2 separate regions of the Mus musculus genome follow, and region 1 is linked to region 2. A link is a loop called in an ENCODE intact Hi-C map of the cell type or tissue named here. Cell type or tissue: gastrocnemius. All regions are shown on one strand. Each heading gives the region's core, and the rest is flanking DNA. Links, peaks and the distances in the headings are about the cores only. Region 1 overlaps Zdhhc7 (zinc finger, DHHC domain containing 7). Region 2 holds the start of Atp2c2 (ATPase, Ca++ transporting, type 2C, member 2).

Evidence for each region. Peaks named below come from ENCODE experiments on the same cell type or tissue, not always from the same donor. Only the 100,000 strongest peaks of a DNase experiment are listed, where the experiment ranks them.
Region 1: a loop joins it to region 2, with 2.1 times the contacts of the local background. A loop is called at or near these places in 1 of 42 quality-filtered maps.

Annotation. Positions count from the first base shown.
Region 1 is chr8:120,082,307-120,085,206 of GRCm38, forward strand. It overlaps Zdhhc7 (zinc finger, DHHC domain containing 7), which reads right to left. Exons shown (of 8, transcript NM_133967.3): 6 at 2,538-2,619; 7 at 924-1,054; 8 at 1-410. The coding sequence ends at 234. Among named protein-coding and RNA genes, the nearest start is that of Zdhhc7, 18 kb to the right of the region's middle. In gastrocnemius, for the core only: no CTCF peak of the experiment used is centred there; a DNase peak (open chromatin) is centred at 1,173.
Region 2 is chr8:119,697,674-119,700,573 of GRCm38, forward strand. Atp2c2 (ATPase, Ca++ transporting, type 2C, member 2) reads left to right here and starts at 2,336. Exons shown (of 27, transcript NM_026922.1): 1 at 2,336-2,584. The coding sequence starts at 2,492. In gastrocnemius, for the core only: a CTCF peak has its summit at 1,485; a DNase peak (open chromatin) is centred at 1,471; H3K4me3 peaks cover 640 bases.

The sequences.
Region 1 (2,900 bases), core at 158-2,657, 380 kb after region 2:
CTCCACCCGTGGGTGCCCACGCGACATCCCAAGGGTCAGGATGGTGAGACGATGGCCTCCCGGGACTGCATGCTTCTCCTGGCAGTACACAAGAGAAATGACAAGTGCCTGTGGCCTGTGGTCCATGAAGCCGCTCATGGCCCCGTCAGCTGGCCCGCTCCATCTGCCCACAAGGCTGCTGTGCACGCAGGCCACTGAGCACGGATGTCTGCAGACATTCCCACCCTGAAGGCTCAGACAGAGAACTCGGGGCCTCCTTTCCTGGTCCTCATCTGCAGCCGCCTGAGTCGGAAGCCAACGAAGGGGTTCATCCAGAGGAGGGAGGGAGGGCCCCCGAAGACAGACTTCATTCCTTCCCACCGCAGCCTGCGCTCCCACGTGGGCTTCTCGCTCTTCAGCCTCTCGATCTCCTGGGAGCAGAAGAAGCCAGAGCAGCAATGAGAAGAGATCCACAGTCAGCCTGTGGCTGCACTCGGCTACACACGGCGTGCTGCACTGTGGCTGCACACGGCTACACATGTGTGCTGCAAACAGTCAGCCTGTGGCCCAGGGGGAGGGGGGGGCCACCATCCGCATGGGTCAGCCTCCACGCCAACCTGGCATGGCTCTTGTGGCCCAGTGGCCTCTTGGGGGGGGGGACGGGGACCGACGCTGCGTCCCTACTCATCTGCAGTTAGGCAACGCCTACTCCAGGCCTGCAAGAGTGGGTACACCTTCACGGTTCTGAGACCCACTGAGTTCTGACCAGGAGCCTGCCTACTTTACCAACTTAAACCAATCCTGGGCCCAGGAACTATGCTGCCCCAATGGAGAGAGCAGCATACACAGGCCTGTGGGCCCAAGGTCTGAGGTACCACAAGTCCACATGGGCTGCTGCCGCTGACAGTGCCCCTGCCGCCCCCTGAAGACACAGGACAACTCACTGTTTCATCATTGCATATCGAGTGGATCTGGGTGCCGAACATGACTGCGGTGAAGGTGAAGAACAGGAGGCCCTCAAGGCACAGGAAGACCAACAGGATTACAGTTATGGGAGGAGAGAAGTCGCTGCACTCTGCGGACAGACGGGAGGGAGGCACTCAGTGTGCAACCGCCCTACTCTGCAGGGACCGCACACAGTTCCTAGGAGTGAGTTCCTCCTGCTGAAGAAGTTGGTACACAGCCCTGCCTGGCACACAGCCTCCCCATCCCTGCCAGCTGGCAATCTCCCCTCCCCTCAAGTCCCTTACCGCACTGGGGACTATACCCCTATACCCAGAGCTTTACAATGGCAGGCAAGCAGCTACCTTCTTCTGCTGTATACCCCAGCCCTCTCTTTGCTTTGATAGGGTCTCACTAAGTTGTTTGGCTAGCTTTGAACTTGTGAGCCTCCTGCTTCAGCCATCTGAGCAGCTGTGTGCATGGGTCCCCTGATGTATGCGAATGTCCTGAAAGAGCACTCCTGTGGCTACACACTGTGTGGCTACATGGGACATTCTACACTAGAGGCACTGTCACACAAGTTCAGCCCCCATTGCATACACTAGCAAGCATTTGCTGAAAGGACCCTGATATAGCTGTCTCTTGTGAGACTAGGCCGGGACCTAGCAAACACATAAGTGGATGCTCACAGTCAGCTATTGGATGGATCATAGGGCCCCCAATGGAGGAGCTAGAGAAAATATCCAAGGAGCTAAAGAGATCTGCAACCCTGTAGGTGCAACAACATTATGAACTAACTAGTACCCCGGAGCTCTTGACTCTAGCTGCATATGTATCAAAAGATGGCCTAGTTGGCCATCACTGGAAAGAGCAGCCCATTGGACAGGCAAACTTTATATGCCCCAGTACAGGGGAACGCCAGGGCCAAAAAGTGGGAATGGATGGGTAGGGGAGTGGGGGGGGGAGGGTATGGGGGACTTTTGGGATAGCATTGAAAATGTAATTGAGGAAAATATGTAATAAAAAACAACAACAACAACAACAAAACAAGTTCAGCCCCTCTTGCCTCTCTGTAGCTGCCAACTAGTGCCTGTATAGACTCCACCTGTCTGGATACCCCATCAGGCCACACCAAGGCAGCTGTGAACGGGGATCAACCACGCTAGCCAGAAAGCAAACGCAAGGCGCGTGGCCACAATGACAACCCTGCCTGCCTCTGTGTCAAAAGTCTGCAAGTAGCTGAAGTGATTTATCACAAGTTAGCCATGGACTGAGGGAGGGAGGCGTCAGCAAATGAGCAGGCTGGCAGGGATGAAGCTGCCACATTCTGATCTTAAGAAATGTTAATTCTTTACTGGCACAGTGGCTTATATACGTGTTAACCCAACACTTGGGAAACTGAGGGAGAAGAATCATCCCTGAGTTCAAAGCCAACCTAGACTACAAAGTGAGACCCTGTTTAAAAAAAAACAAAAACAAACAAACAAACAAACCTAAAAACAAAACAAGCCAACCTCAGGTTATTGGAGTAAGGCTCCCTCCCATCCAGGAACCCAGCTCTCCGTTGGCTTCCCCACACTGCAGTACTCTCAGGATTGTCATAGAGTCCTAGTTACCTGTCCACTGCCCTCGGACGCAGGAGATGAACTGAAGCCCACAGAGAATCAGAGCATGAACCGAAGACAGAGCTATGTACATCTAGAAGGAGGGAGACGGGTTAGTCGTTCCCAACAAGCTGTCAGCCTAGAAGCAGAGGCTGGCGGAGCTCACACACACCTCCCACCCCCAACAGGCAGAGCTGGCTGGAGGAGTGAACTATAGGTAGCAGCAGCAGCTGATCAGACCCCAGTGGAGCAAGCCCAACAGCCACCTGGCAAATAAGTAGAGGGGAAATGAGCTCTGTGTGAGGGAGGCCCTGTGTATGACAATGGTGACAGAGGGACAGGCAAACGTACAGCCAACAGGTGATGTAATACAAG
Region 2 (2,900 bases), core at 167-2,666:
GAGAGTATTCGCCTCAAAAAGCCAGCATCAAGCAGGAGAGAGGTGGGGAGAGGCCAGCAGGGCACACTAATGTGGGGAGAGTGGACTCAGAGGGGCAGAAAGGAAGGAATGTCAAAGCCCCTCTCTCCATGTCCAATCAAATGGCTGCCAATAGAAAGCCCGGGACCAGAAAGTCCAAACTTAGAGTTAGCTTACAAACAGCACACTTCGCACGCAGCTCACAGTGCTATGCATGGAGAAGGCCTGGGAACGTGGCCTGCAGGGCAGCGATCAGGGTTCAGAAATAAAAATCTAGCAGAAGCGTGTCCGCCAGCTACGTTTTCTCATCACAATGCAAACCTTAGTCTCCCAAGCCTGAGTGTGCCCACCCAGTCACCTCCAGTCGCCGTGCTGATCTTTCCATGATCTGCTTCATTTGGGGGAGTGTCCCGTGACATCTACCACACAGTGTCCCCTCTCACATTCTGCTCATTCTCATGCCTGCCCACAAATTCCAACTTCCACACATCCAGCAGGAGCACGGCTGTGGTGATGGAATCCAGGAGCCTGAGCTGCGCAGGGGAGGTGTTAGCTAACCAGCCCGTTGCTGCTGCAGCCGGAATCTGGTGCCATCAACAATGCCCCGGGAAGGTGAGAGGCTCCTCCTCACCAGAGCATCCTTTCTTAGAATCACAGGAGGCAAACTGCAGAAGACCCAGGAGAAAACGGAGCCAAGTTCCCACGTGTTCTCCACAAGAACCACAGACTCTCCTGAGAGCTCAGGTGCCCGTGCCAGGCAGTGGCAGAGACTTCTCTCTGCACAAGCACGCACCAGCAAAAACAGCAAGCAGGTCCTGGCATTTGTTCTGGAAGTTTCTCTTCTGCGCCCACAGAATATGTTTTTACCCTTCTCTCAGAGACTCAGCCCATGAGGGGACACCAGTGGGCTTATACTCAGCCCACAAGGGGACACCTGGCTTATACTCAGAGCTATTTCTGCTCCTGAAGCTCCCCCCACTTGCACACAGTGGGTCTCTACTCTCTCAGTGTCTACCCTGCAGGCCCTCCACGCACAGTAGGCAGTTCATCCTATTGCTCTCTCAGGTCCTGTCTTCCTGCCATGTCCACATCTTTGGAGGCAGTCTCTCAAACCAGCTCTCTGGTGCTGTTTTCCTCTGGGATGCCAACTCACCTCACGGAGGAGTAAACTGAGGTGGAGAGAGGAGGGTAAAGTCACCCAAGGTCACACATGTCTGGAAGGACGTGGCCTGGACTGCAAAGCTGAGGAAGTCCAGTTTCCCTCCTTTTTTTTAGGATTGGGTGGGGGGCGGGGTGAAGTCTCCTGCTGGGGGAGGGGCCTCACAGCGGGAGCAGGCATCGTGGTGGGGGATGGGCGGCAGGATGATGGAAGTGCTTTGGCTTTGTTAAGAGAGAAAGATGCAGGGGGGACATGAAGCCCACTAAAGCGTCCAGTCAGGTTGACTAGGACGGCAGTGGCCACCGCCTGGGGGAGCCAGTGAGGCACGTGGTAACTATTTGCGCAAAGGGGACAGGTTAGTCGAACAAACAAATATGCAGTCAGTTGATCAACTGCCAGAGGTCAAAAGTAAACCCAGGATGGGGCATGACCCAGCCTTCTCCAGGGCCACCTCTGCTCCGTGGAGCTAGGGACCCTGGTCCACCTAAAAAGCCATAAAAAATCCCGCTCAAGTTTAAGAGTGAAATTGAAAATTGAAGCGGCTTAGTAGGGCTCCCGTAGAGGGTTTTCCTTGTAGCTTTCCAGAGCACGCACTGGGCAGCCCGAAGTGTAGGACACCCCTCTCCGCGTTACAGGGTACCAGTGTGCTGCCGATGCAAACACGCTCTGTGCTGAGCCCTTCCGGATCACACTGTTTTCCTGGATCCCCAGTTTTCCTGGGACAGGGGGTGCTGTTCTGATCATTAGAAAGAGAGGAGTGTGCTCTACAGGTAAACATATCTTCCACAAGTGGCTGTGGCACCCCCAGTTTCCGTACTCCCAAAGGCGCATCTACATAGGTGTAGGTAAGGCTGTCTCAGCTTTCTGCTCTTATTTCAGTTACAGATGCGACCAGGTGGCTCAGAGAGGCCAGATGATTTGACTGGCCCCGAGCTGCTCTATCCCAGGTAAGGCTTTTAACTCAGGACTTTCTCCCTTTCAGGCGATTCTTATGCTCTGGCAGGTTTGGACAAGAATCAGAGCTCTGAGACCACACAGAGGCTTCCTGATCCTTCCTGAGCCGCTGCGGCTGACCCTTGGAGTTTGGGGTCCTGGCGCCAGCGGGGCGGGCCAGGCGTGCAGAGGGCGGAGCTGCTGGGCCCTGCCCAGGGGCGGAGCTCACCTGGGGACCAGGTAGACAGCTCCCCGGCAACCTGGCCGCCCGGGAAGCCTGGGCGCGCAGCAGCCGCGGCCTCGCTAGGGCCCCAGGGACGCGGGCAGGGACTGCGACCAGCCCCACGGCCGGCTGTGGAGCAGCCTGGACACCAGTTCACCATGGGGAGACGCCTCAAGTTTCTGCAGAAACTGGCCTTCTTGGGCCAGAACCACCGGTACAAGGCGCTGGAGAGGGACGAGGTGGAGACCCTGGTGAGTCTGGGCGATTTGGTATGAAGCGTGGAATTAGATCCCACATTTGTCCCCTGGGACTCTGTATCTGACCCCTGGGAACCCGTGGATCACTGGACTCTGAGATTCTTCTCAGCACCTCAGTTGACTCTGAAAAGAACCTAGCTTCGAAGTAAGCAGCTCCACCAGGCTCAAGGCGCAGAACTCAGCAATTAACTTGGTTAGGCCAGCCCATTTTGGGACCGAGAAACTAAGGCCGGTGCTCTTTAAGGGCATGGAGTTAGCAGGCCACCTAGCCAGAAGTTAACTTCGTTTTCTCCGATTCAGGGGAGTTTAA